4 separate regions of the Homo sapiens genome follow, and regions 2, 3 and 4 are each linked to region 1. A link is a contact called in ENCODE Hi-C or POLR2A ChIA-PET data. All regions are on one chromosome and are shown on one strand. The core of a region is the stretch at or near the end of the contact, and the rest is flanking DNA. Distances in the headings are between cores, read along the strand shown. Region 1 holds the start of UBE2D3 (ubiquitin conjugating enzyme E2 D3). Region 2 holds the start of LAMTOR3 (late endosomal/lysosomal adaptor, MAPK and MTOR activator 3). Region 3 holds the start of TET2 (tet methylcytosine dioxygenase 2). Region 4 overlaps DAPP1 (dual adaptor of phosphotyrosine and 3-phosphoinositides 1).

Region 1 (3,051 bases), core at 269-2,768:
ACATTAGACTACTTATATTCATCATTGTTGACGTGTTAAGTTTTTATTAGGTAAAACTTTCTGCAACAGTTTTCAAATTAAGTGTATTTTTAAAACAAGTTTATTTTTCCAAGTAATTGAAGATCTCCACTTCGGTAACTGGGGTCATTAAGGAATGTTAAAAAACCTTAAGCTGGTCAGTGCTTACCCACTTTTAAATTCCTCATAAAAATTAAGGTCTTTCTTTTGCCTGAAGGATACACTAGAGAGCATAACTGCCGTCTCCATACTTTAAACCCTTGACTAAAACAGGCCAATCCTACTGAGGTAAATCCCACCTCCCAACTTGGATATTTCAGGAAGTATTGTATTGTTTTTCTGACTCTAAACTCTACCTAATTAACTAATTAGTCTCAACACTTTCTGGCTCAAGAACTGAAACACAGCAACAGAAGCTAAAGTTTGAGAATTTAAGCTTGTTCCCACATCTACACCTTGGCGGACGGCAGCGACTGATTACGGAGACCAGTGAAAACCCTGCCCCTAACTCTCTCTGTCCTAGCCCCATCCACTCAATTGAGCTTGACTCAGCCTGCTCCCTGCTGTTCTCAGTATTGCTCCCTTAGGGTCAGACGTGCACTAGACTTCAGCACGTGGGAGCGCTGATGAGCGGCCAACCTGGGTCTATTTAAAACTACTATTCCCATCTCGAGGGGCGCCTCCTCCCACAGCATAACCAGCCCAGGAGGGCAGGCGAGTAAATACTGCTCACCTGCTCCACCGGAAACCTCAAAATCCCGGCCCGAGCTAGACTAAAGGTATCTGGTAATTAATCCTTGGCACCTCCCACCACACGCTCCTGATTGGGCGCGTGAGACAAGGCTGTGTCTGCGCGCGCTCTTACCAGTCTGGGGAATTCCATTTCCTCTACCAACCACCGGCATAAGCATTCAGGGGCGTTGCTTTCCTGGCAGTGGCCCGCCCCAGTTCGAGCCGGTGCCTTACTGCGTCTCGCGAGAACTTATGCATTTTGGAGGCGGAACCCCGTCAGGAAAAGCGCACAAAACTGCTCTTAAGTCATTGCAGAGCTACCGCTTCGGTTAGCCAGCCACGAAGTTCTCGCGAGAGTCGTCTCCTCGATACCAAGTGAGGAAACTGGGGGACGCTGTGGGGAGGGGCGTGGGGCTGGATCGCGCAGCGGCTGCTTCCTTTACCTTCCTCCCATGGTCTCCTTCCGGTTCTCGATGCTTCTCTGAGCCTAAGGGTTTCCGCCACTCGTTCACCCTCCCCCCAGCTCATGATCCTCCTCCCTCCCCCGCCCTCCTGGTCCAATCTCCGATCTGTTTAGTAAGAAGGTGCTGTTCCGAGAAGAAGGAAAAGGGCTTGACACGTATTCACTCGGCCCCGGACGTGGGAAGCAAGCCGTCTGGCTTCGGCCTCACATCGGTCTTGTGCTCGGGACGGCGGCGTTGGCGGACTGATCCGCGGCGGTGAAGAGGCAGGAGGAGGGGGAGGGGCGGAGCGTGGCAGCTGGCAGTAGTTCCGTCAGAGCGGACATCTTGTGGCTGTGTCGTGCGCGTGAGCCCCGTAGGGCCGGGGAGGCACCAGCTGCCGCGCGGGGAGGAGGCCGAGGCCGCAGCTTGAGGGAGGCCCCGGCCCCTCTGTACGCGTGGGTGTGGACGGCTAGGGCAGGGAAGGGAGGCCGGCCCAGTGGCCGGCCGGGTAAGAGGGGCAGTGCGGGACCTGGGCGGCTTGAGCGGCCAGCCTATTGGGTGCGGTGGGTTAGGGTGGGAAGGTTGGGGAAGCCGCGGCCTCTCCTGCTGGAGGAGGAGGGGGAATGGGCGCGTCCTCGCGCCTAAGCCGGAGCCTCAGGGACAGCGCGGGCGCGTGGTGGAGGTGGCTGGGCGGGCGCGCGCGGGAGCGCGCTGGAAGGCGGAGTGAGTGTACGGTGGCGTCAGGGGTGACACAGAATAGCTCGCTGCGAGGATAGCAATACACATCAAGTCTCCCTTCCTTTATTTCCTTCCTTTTCCCGGCCGCACCTTTGGACAGAAACCGAAAGCAGCCCGGCGTCCGTCCGGAGTCTTATGCTTCCCCCTCCCCCCTTGCCTTTCTTTGCCCTAGTGACGCCGGTATAGCGCCGACTAGGCCCCGGCTCCTCCTCTGCTGGGCTCCGGACCCTGCCCCGCACCCACCCCTTTCTCCTACGCCTCTTCCTCTCCCACCCGGGTCTCTTCCTTTCTAGAGGCCGGGAAGTTAAACTTGTAGCCACCACCTCCGCTCTTCCCGTCACCCTCGCCCCCACTTCGGGCCGAAAGCACGGTACAGAGGCTGTTGGTGGCTTTGCCACGCCACCCCACCCACCCCGGATCGCGGCTGTCTTAAGGGACCTGGATTCATCAGGGGCTCTTCGGGGCCTGTGCGAGTGCTGATCTGCTCCGTTTTTGCAAAAGGCGCCTGTGTCTGGCAGAGCTGGTGTGAGACGAGACAATCCTGCCCCGCCGCCGGGATAATCAAGAGTTTTGGCCGGACCTTTGAGCATACACCGAGAGAGTGAGGAGCCAGACGACAAGCACACACTATGGCGCTGAAACGGATTAATAAGGTAACCCGCGGGGACAAGGGCATGGGGTGGTAGGAGAAAAGGAAGGCTCGGGCCAAGAGGAAAGCGTGGGGGTGGGAAGGAAGCATAATTCTGAAAATACCTCTTGGATCACTTCTTCCATGGGGGGATGGAGAACGCAGATATACTTCTTGAAGAAATGAAGTTTAAAGCTAGGAAACGGAGAACACTTGTGGCAAGTGAGGTGTTATCCTGAGTGCTTCAGTGGAATCGGTGCAAATTAGGGGTGGAGGAGAGTGACTTAAGGCGCCTTTATTATTTTATTTTTTTGCTGCTTAAGAAGGAGTTTTTTTGGGGGTCCGAATTGCGGAGAGACGCTCCAGCAGATGTCATGGCGCTTCCTATTCTTGGTGCTTGAAAACTTAGTTTAGTTGTGAGATCAAGGTTATCTAGGCCTTCTAGGGGTAAGAAAGAAAACTCGGAGGAGAGAAAAAAAATCTGGCGAGTCC
Region 2 (3,046 bases), core at 69-2,568, 2.9 Mb after region 1:
ATGCTGATATTGAACTTTATCCTAAGTCAATAAACTTGATTTTCAAGGAAGGAGTTAAATGATGTGATTTGGGTCTTTAGAACATCATTTTTGTTGCTGTGTGGAGACTGGAGGGCAAAAGAGAATGTAAGAAGAATAGGAGGTTGTTGTCAAAAGAGAGATGATCATGGCTTGGAGTAGGGTAGGAATATAGATAGGTGAATAGTTTTCAAAGATAGGAGGTAGAATCAACAGAACTCTGATTAGATTTGTGACATATGGAAGCAGCAATTGAAAACCAGGCTAAAGTTTTCTGAAAATTTGGCTATGAAAGGGAGTAGAGGAAAAACAGTGTGGTAGCTGAAAGAGGATGCGATTTCTAAAGAAGCTTTTCTTTTGAGGGTCTCGCTCTGTCACACAAGCTGGAGTTCAGTGGGGCGATCACCACTCGATGCAGCCTCAAACCCTGGGCTCAAGGGATCCTCCTGCCTCAGCCTCCCGAGTACCTGGTGCACGCCACGTTCGGATAATTCTTAATTATTATTATTATTTGTAGAGATGGGGTCCTATCTTGCCAGGCTGCTGTGGAACTCCTGGGCTCAAAGGATCGTCCCGCCTCGGACTCCCAAAGTGCTGCGACTACAGGCGTCAGCCACCGCACCCGGAAAGCCTTTTATTTTTTTCAATTATTATTTATTACATGAGACCTTACTAATTTTTAAAAATTCTGATGTAAAAGGGAACATAGAAGGTGCCCGTAATCAGTGTCTGCATGTTAAAAGTAGACGCTTGAAGTGCTCCAGAAAACCCATGGCTCCTCCCCATTCAATCTAGGTAAGGCCTTCAGTAAAGAGCACCCATGGGGAAGTCACAAGAGCCTAGGAAACAGGTCAGAAACCTGTGGACCTGGTACTTCCAATCACAGGCAATCTGGTGCTTGCTCTTCAGCTCATCACACCATCCCCTCAAATTTCTTCATCTACAAGAAAAGGTTTTAAGATAACAGACCCTGCAAAACTAATGACATTTATACACCCTCTCTGCACAAGAATGTCTTGTAACACATAACCTTGCTTGCATTTTCTGGGTTCCTTAGGGTCCAGCGATCTCGTACAAATCTACCCCACAGCTGACTTCCTTCGGCCCGTGACACAAGGCGCAGGCGCAAGACGCGGCCCGCGGTGGGCGGGGGAGGGGCGGGGCGCGTGCGGGGCGGGGGGGAGGGGAGGGGCGCGGCCGCCGGACGCGCCCTCGCAGCTTCCGCCGGGCCCCTCCGGAAATCCCGTATCGTAGGGCGACGGCGGCTTAGAAAGTGCTTCCTGGAGCGCAGACGAGGTCATGAATCATGTGACGGTGGCTTGAGGAGGAACCTGTCTTTAAAGCTGTCCCTGAAGTGACAGCGGAGAGAACCAGGCAGCCCAGAAACCCCAGGTAACTGGCGCTACTTTGCCTGGTTTTGAGGCCTAGTCCCGCAGGTGGCGCGGGTGGTGAGATTAAACAGAAGGAGAGGACCCTCTCTTCTTTTCTTTGGGCCTAGCTCTTTGGGGTGGAGGGGCAGGGATGGGGTGGGCTGAGGTAAGGTGTGCCAGCTGAGTACCTGTGGGGGTGCTGGGGCACTCCGACTCCCACTGGGCTCGCTGGGCCAAGCCCTAGAACCGCGGGGGTTTTACCTGGTTCTGACCAGGGCTGATCTCGCGTATTAAGTTGTGGGTGGGGAGGACGAGGAAGCCAAAGAGGGAAGAGTCACCGGGAGTTTCTCTTCCAGGCGTGGAGATTGATCCTGCGAGAGAAGGGGGTTCATCATGGCGGATGTGAGTGACACCCCTACATAAGAGGAAGGGGAGAGTGGGGAATTTTGAGGGGCATACTGAGCGGGGAGAGGTAGAACTTCCCAAACAGAAATTTGTTTTGATCCTCCCAGCCCCACCCATCCCAGTTAATTATTTTCTCTGATATCTGAAGTGGGAGACTAATATGAATGAATTTGCAGGATCCTGAGTTTCTGCCTCGAATGGGGGTGTAGGACACTAAGGTGCTTGAGACTGAGAAAATTAGGTTCTCCCTACTCCCCAGTCCAGCTGGGGCATAAGAGAGGCTCTGTATATTTACCATTTGAAATTCTGAATGATGGTTTGCTGCTTTTCCTGTCAGAATTTGGTCAGTAGGACATGTACCCACAATACTTTTTTCCAGTAAGTGATAACAATATCTCATTTGGTTTATTGTAGCAATTTACGATGATTTCTAACCCATGCCTCTTTAGAAACATGGTAACGTGTGTGTGTGTGTGTGTAGGAGGATAAAATGATCAGTCGGGTTTGGAGAATAGTAAGTGCTGGATGCTCAAAACAAGAGATACCTGATTAATCCATGTGAGGTCAAAATTGATACCTAAATTGTCAGTGAAATTCCTGGGATAAGAGAGTGTAATGAGACAAAATAAGATAGTCTTCTGGCCAATGCGGTTGCTTAGTCTGTAATCTCAGCACTTTGGGAGGCCGAGATGGAAGGATCACTTGAGGCCGGGAGTTCAAGATCAGCCTGGGCAACATAGCAAGACCCCGTTCTACAAAAAGAAATTTAAAAATCAGCCAGGCGCATTGATACCTCTGTAGTCACAGCTATGCTGGAAGTGAGGCGAGACGATTGCTTGAGCCCAGAAGTTGGAAGTTGCAGTGAGCCCCAGCTTAGAAAAATAAAATAGTCTTCTACTTCTTTAGTCTTAACTGTGTTTCGTGTTAAACACTTGACACACATTGTCATTTATTTTATATTCTGTAACACTGGGCTGGGCGCGGTGGCTCACGTCTGTAATCCCAGCACTTTGGGAGGCCAAGGCGGGTGGATCACCTGAGGTCAGGAGTTCGAGACCAGCCTGGCCAACATGGTAAAACGTTGTCTTTTCTAAAAATACAAAAAATTAGCTGGGCATGGTGGCAGGTGCTTGTAATCCCAGCTACTCGGGAGGTTGAGGCAGGAGAATCGTTTGAACCTGGGAGGCAGAGGTCGCAGTGAGCCGAGATCGCGCCATTGCACTCCAGCCTGGACAACAAGAGCGAAACTCCGT
Region 3 (2,741 bases), core at 63-2,562, 2.3 Mb before region 1:
CACTTCATTATGTCATAGGTAGAAAACTCTCCATACAAACCCTATTAGCTTAATAAAACTAGACAAGCAGTCCCAGTGAAAAGATTCAGCAAGATGCGAGTGAGGTGTGTGTGTGTGTGTGTGTGTGTATGTGTATGAGAGAGAGAGAAGAAAGAGTAGAGAGGAGACACAGAGAGAAAGGCAGAGAGATGAAAGACCAAAGAGAGAAGCCAAAGAGAAATTTGGATGGGACTGTTATAAATCTGCTCTTCACTTCTTTGCTGGGATTGGGTTTCATTTCTTTAGGCGCCCCTGACCTTGCAGTCTTGCAACTCCAACGCTGCGCTCCCCACCCCCTCCCGCCCCCTCCCCGGGCCTGCGCCTGCCTTTGTGTCTGCCTGTCACTTACCAAGGAACCAAACGAAGCTGATTCGGGAGAAGCACAAAGCCGGGACACAGATTTGTCCATAAATTCTCTTACATACATTCCCCAGGCTGGAAGGCTCAGCCCAGCGCTGACTTATGTACCTTGAGAAAAGTGAGTTCTGGTCTTGTTTGGGGAACCAGAGAAACTATTCTTTCCTCTTTCACTCAGCGCCGCTAACAAAACGCGCGGACTTAAGGAAAAAAAAAACCCACTCAGTGTACTCCAATTCCACTCCCTGTGACATTCACTTCGTACAGCCCCCTAAAGGGGGATAAGAAGGTAGGAGGAGGCAGACACAAACCCAGACCCAGACCCTACAGCTGATAAAAGGGTCGAAAAACACCCTATCAGTGTTCTCTCTGAGGTTGTTCAGGATAAACGGGAGACTCGTTTCACTTACACGAAAGAAACAGGGGAAGAGGATTAAAGGGAAAAGTAGTGCCCCCAAAGCTGAACTATTTTAGAAAGGAAAGCAAATTTAAAAATCACTTTTCTGAGGATTAAAAAAGGCCGGGAAACCGGCTCGTCGGAGGCACAAAGGTAAGTTTTCTGGGAGATGAGGGGACGAGCATTAGGAGGAGAGAAGAGAACACAGAACTACAGGTTTAAAAGGGGTAGAGGGAATTAAAACTATATTTGTCAGCCATGTTGAAGAGGCTCCAGTAATTTGTGAAGCTTCCCTCTTCCCTCTTGGTATTTGTGGGTGACACTACAGGGTTTGCTCCCCAGTCCCTGGAAGCCCGAGAAAAAGCGAAGGGGAGAAGAAAGGGAGAGTTTCGCGGCATAAGAGAAGCGCTCTGACCTCGTTCTCGTCCCTCAGCCTTGCAGCAATCCAGCAGTTGCAGTCGGGTCTCCTTTCTAACAAATCCTAAAGGGCAGCCATCTTGCTTCCTTCTGCTTCTCTACGAAAGCAGCCTAGCCTCCGCATCAATATTCATAAGGCAGTTTGACGTCTGTTCTCATCACTCAGCGGGGCCGGCGTCTCGGGGCGGCCGCGCCGAGGGGGCGGACGTGACTTGCATGCGAGCGGGACCCGGGCGCGCGGCGCTCGCGAGGAGGCGGCGGCGGCCGCCCAAGCTCTCGCCGCTGCCACTGCCGCTACCGCCGGCTCTCCTCCTCCGCCCGGGCCTCCTCCTGCTCCGCCCCGGCCTCCTCCCGCTCCGCCCCGGCCTGCGCCGCCGCCCTGGGGCCCTCAGCCCCGGCTCCCAGGGAATTAGCCCCCCGCACCGGGCGTCCAGCACAAAGGCCGGCGGCACCTGGGGCCGTACAGCGGGGCGCGCAGTGGAGACCTGGGCTGCCCTCACGCCGTGCAGTGGCGCGGGGGGAGTGGTGCGCCCGGACCAGCGCGGAGTAGGGGCCAGGGCTGGCGAGCGCGGGGAAGGGTGCAGCCCTCGGGAACCCCGGGGACCTCGGCGGGTCTCCACCCCTGGGAGAAGAAGCAGAGCAAGCGCGAAGGTTGGGGGCGAGGTGGGAGGTTGGGATGGCACGGGTGCCTGGACAAAGACGTGACATCTAAGATTTCCCTTTGAAACTTTTTGCTGGTCTGCACTCCACCACCACTTCGAGGTCCCGCGCACACGCCCCCGCGCGCACCCACCTCCTCCGGAGTGTACCCGCACGTGCCCTCGCTCTGGCCCCCGCCTCCACCCACTGGCACCTCTCCCCGCACCACACCTCCGCTTGCGCCCACCTTACCCTCAGAGGCCCGCGTCTCTATCTCCCTTTAGATCCCGTTGCCCGCGCTCTCCTTTCCCTTTTCTGTCGCTTTAATCTCATTCAGCAGAAGCGCTCCCCTGTTTCACCGAGGGCATGCCCTTAGTGCTTTAGGGGCCTGTATTTTTAAAGACCCGACAAACTGGGAAATTGACCGAGTTCTGTTTCTCCCCGCCCCGGCCCACCTTCTGTTTACTTTAGCCACGTGGGCTGAGTAGAAGGGGGCGTCTCACAGATTGAAATAGGTTTCTCACTAGTGACCCCCTACTTCTCGCTAGGAGGAAATAAACCTGCACTTTCAAATGCTTAAGTTGCCTCTCGTAAGAGCCCTTACTTTGAAGTAGTTTCCCCCCGTACAATTAAGTAATGAAGAAACCGACCGATACAGAGCTAATTCCGAATGACGGATGCTTGATTTTCCCTGACATTCGGAGCTCTGTAACTATGCTCTTCCTTTGACCGGAGTTTTTCTCTATTGCCGAGTAGTGTTACTTCCCCCTTCTAATGCTCCTTTTTCTAATCATCAACTTTTTATTTGAAGATGAGATGAAGAACAAAGCCCATATGAGTCATAGTAAGTATCATATTACGTCAGATAGTCGTTTTTGAAATATTCCCTTCA
Region 4 (2,850 bases), core at 74-2,573, 3.0 Mb after region 1:
TACCTGACCTGGTCACACTAATTGGATTCACTTCTTGGGGATCCACTTAATTGCTTCTCTAGAGAGAAGGTCCACCAACTCAATTTCTGAACTACATGAAGTAGACTATTGTTTCCTGCCTTTGACATGAAACCTGGTTTCAGAAAGGCTGAGCGGAGGTACACTTCTGAGACGATCAGAGATGAATCAAGACAGACACATCAATTGACTGAAAGCCTCAGACTTGCCATGATTACTAAGCAGATTCCTTGTTGTCTCTTGGTTGTTCAACTTGCCCTTAAATTCTGGGAGGGTATATTGTTAATATCCTTTTAAAAAATTCTGCTCCTGGGCAGGGCGCGGTGGCCCATGCCTGTAATCCCAGCACTTTGGGAGGCCGAGGCATACGGATCACAAGGTCAGGAGATGGAGACCATCCTGGCTAACACGGTGAAACCCCGTCTTTACTAAAAAAAATACAAAAATTAGCCAGGCGTGGTGGCATGCGTCTGTAGTCCCAGCTACTTGGGAGGCTGAAGCAGGAGAATCCCTTTAACCCGGGAGGCGGAGGTTGCAGTGAGCCGAGATCGTGCCACTGCACTCCAGCCTGGGCAACAGAGTGAGACCCCATCACAAAAAAAAAAAAAAATTCTGCTCCTGTTCCCTGTTCTTGTACCCTACTCACTTAAAAACAAAATCAAAAACAAGACCAAAAAAACCCAGCTAGCCAGAGCTGGTTTCTGTCATTTCCAATCAAAAGAAACTTATCAGCCGGGCGCGGTGGCTCATGCCTGTAATCCCAGCACTTTTGGAGGCCGAGGGGGCGGATCATGAGGTCAGGAGATCAAGACCATCCTGGCCAACATGATGAAACCCCGTCTCTACTACAAATACAAAAATTAGCCGGGCATGGTGGCGCATGCCTGTAATCCCAGCTACTCGGGAGGCTGAGACAGGAGAATCGCTTGAACCAGGGAGTCAGAGGTTGCAGTGAGCCGAGATGGCGCCACTGTACTCCAGCCTGGCAACAGAGTGAGACTCTGTCTCAAAACAAACAAACAAACAAACAAACAAACAAACTTATCTACTGTCGCTACCACAGACTCTTAATACTTTGCCTCCAAGGTCCAAGTTAGTGCCTCAGCTCGGGAAGAAAGGGACCCTGGGTTACTGAGATTCAGACCAAATGAACTCCAGGACTCAGCTGGGAGATTTAGAAAAAGGCAACAGGAGGCAGGGGTAGCAGAGCAAGAAGAATGAGGAAGACCAGTAACCACAGGCCTTGGAAACTTGGCTATAAGTTTCACTTCAGTTTCTGAACTACGTAAAGGTGACTATTGTTTCCTGCCTTTGACATGAAACCTGGTTTCAGCCATGCTTAGCGGAGGTATGTTTTTGAGATGATCAGAGCTGGACCAAGGCAGGCATTTCCATTTACTTTGACTGAATGGTAACTTACAGTTATGTGTAAGAGTTACATATATAACTGTATGCAATAATATGAAATTGCATTGAAGGACCCTTTATCTTGTATTCCAGCAGGAACTCAGAAAGAGAGTAAGAACAGTCTCAATTCTTAGGCATTGGTTTGGTATCTGAAATAGAGTGTAGCACAGGGTACACAAAACTCCTAAAGAAAAACTTTTGTTTAGAGTATTTATTTTATGCAGTGAGGTCAGTGCTTATTCATCAGGTACCCCAGCTAGCCTGTAAGGTGTTTGAAGGCAAGAATAATATCTGATTTATCTTTCTATGTTATCAGTGGCTCACAGGGCCATTTCACTCAAAACATTTTGTTGAATTAAATTAAAATCAGATCATGTCCATCCGTGTTTCATTACTGCCCTCAGGTTCAGAAAATAAGCTCTGCAACTGGCATAATGAGTTCCTCTCTCCCCTCCTTCCAATGAGAAGTAGATTTCTTGGGGTTGGTGGGAGAGAATAGGGTTATTCAAGATCTTTTTCCTTCCTTCTTTGCCACCTGCTCTGCAAATGGACTTTAAGCCTTGTTCATTTACATGTGAAGGGGTTTTAATATTTAATTTCCAGTCTCATAGGGTGAAGTGCACTGAACTAGGAGAGACATACCAGTTAGTCAGTGTAGGAGAAAATTCTGTTCAAATATCCAAGTCAAGTCACTATTTTTGGAGTGCTCACTTGATTCTACCACTTATATGAGTCCACTATGGAACTAGATTAAAGTTTGAAGAGGACATCACAAACATTTGATAAATGCAAATTCAATTGTCCCTAAACTAATTCTTTATTATTTATCAAAGAACGTACAGCTTTTGCATAGAATCTGATGGAATTAATAACCATAAAAGCATTTTATTAAATATGAATAATAATTATTGAATACTTATACTATGCTAAGAATCATTCCAAATGTCCTATGTGCCTAATTTCATTCAATCTTCACAATAAGTCATTAAAGTATGAGCTACTACCATCTAATCAGTTTCATAAGATGATGAAACTGAAGCTCAGAGAGATTATTTAACTTACCTGAGGAGACACACAGAGCCGGCAAATGGCAGAGGCTGGAGTTGAAACTTAGAATTTGTGTGTTTACTCATTATACCATAATTATTCTCAGCCTCAATCTAGTCACCATGGAAACTTCTAGGGCATGTGAAATACTGTGCTGTATTGTGGGCAAGAGTTGACATGTATAAATCAAAGTTTGAAGAAATTGATTCTTTAGGAGGCAGCTTGAGAAAGGAGATGTGAGTTTTTGCTTCCCCATTTCTAACCAGGCCTCAGTTTCTTCATTTATAAAGGAAAAATGCAATAGTCCCTGAGCTCCCTTTCAATTCTAACATCCTGTAAATCTAACTAAGCATACAGGCCCAAATAAGGGGAAAAAAA

The links. Hi-C counts contacts between places; a loop is a spot of excess contacts on that map. ChIA-PET counts read pairs that join two places held with the same protein, here RNA polymerase II (POLR2A). Pooled maps may share reads with other maps.
Region 2: a loop to region 1 is called in a map of heart left ventricle, with 14 times the contacts of the local background. The contact joins the promoter of LAMTOR3 here to the promoter of UBE2D3 in region 1. A Hi-C loop is called at or near these places in 3 of 168 maps with a recorded cell type or tissue (heart left ventricle, naive thymus-derived CD4-positive, alpha-beta T cell and sigmoid colon) and 11 of 50 pooled maps. POLR2A ChIA-PET finds 5 or more read pairs at or near these places in 2 of 52 experiments (CD4-positive, alpha-beta T cell and activated B cell).
Region 3: a loop to region 1 is called in a map of CD8-positive, alpha-beta T cell, with 15 times the contacts of the local background. The contact joins the promoter of TET2 here to the promoter of UBE2D3 in region 1. A Hi-C loop is called at or near these places in 3 of 168 maps with a recorded cell type or tissue (CD8-positive, alpha-beta T cell and naive thymus-derived CD4-positive, alpha-beta T cell), 2 of 37 single-sample maps with no recorded cell type and 13 of 50 pooled maps.
Region 4: a loop to region 1 is called in a pooled map, with 8 times the contacts of the local background. The contact joins the enhancer-like site here to the promoter of UBE2D3 in region 1. A Hi-C loop is called at or near these places in 5 of 37 single-sample maps with no recorded cell type and 11 of 50 pooled maps.

What each region holds. Positions count from the first base shown.
Region 1 is chr4:102,826,018-102,829,068 of GRCh38, reverse strand. UBE2D3 (ubiquitin conjugating enzyme E2 D3) reads left to right here and starts at 1,518. Exons shown (of 8, transcript NM_181891.3): 1 at 1,518-1,642; 2 at 2,433-2,584. The coding sequence starts at 2,561. It overlaps UBE2D3-AS1 (UBE2D3 antisense RNA 1), which reads right to left and starts at 1,014. Exons shown (of 2, transcript NR_131186.1): 1 at 884-1,014. RefSeq lists enhancers at 966-1,527, 1,199-1,588, 1,528-2,089, 2,672-3,051 and silencers at 1,639-1,768, 1,789-1,838.
Region 2 is chr4:99,892,699-99,895,744 of GRCh38, reverse strand. LAMTOR3 (late endosomal/lysosomal adaptor, MAPK and MTOR activator 3) reads left to right here and starts at 1,318. Exons shown (of 7, transcript NM_021970.4): 1 at 1,318-1,410; 2 at 1,745-1,790. The coding sequence starts at 1,782. RefSeq lists a silencer at 1,130-1,219.
Region 3 is chr4:105,145,447-105,148,187 of GRCh38, reverse strand. It overlaps TET2 (tet methylcytosine dioxygenase 2), which reads right to left and starts at 1,312. Exons shown (of 11, transcript NM_001127208.3): 1 at 1,209-1,312. It overlaps LOC124900868, which reads left to right. Exons shown (of 3, transcript XM_047416559.1): 2 at 1,227-2,693. The coding sequence ends at 1,915. RefSeq lists silencers at 338-407, 1,371-2,050 and enhancers at 738-787, 1,131-1,300.
Region 4 is chr4:99,846,009-99,848,858 of GRCh38, reverse strand. The region is part of intron 3 of DAPP1 (dual adaptor of phosphotyrosine and 3-phosphoinositides 1); the gene reads right to left. Among named protein-coding and RNA genes, the nearest start is that of DAPP1, 31 kb to the right of the region's middle. Within about 2 kb of position 1,323, at least 6 of the 41 ENCODE cell types and tissues checked have a DNase peak (open chromatin) inside an H3K27ac peak, as active enhancers do.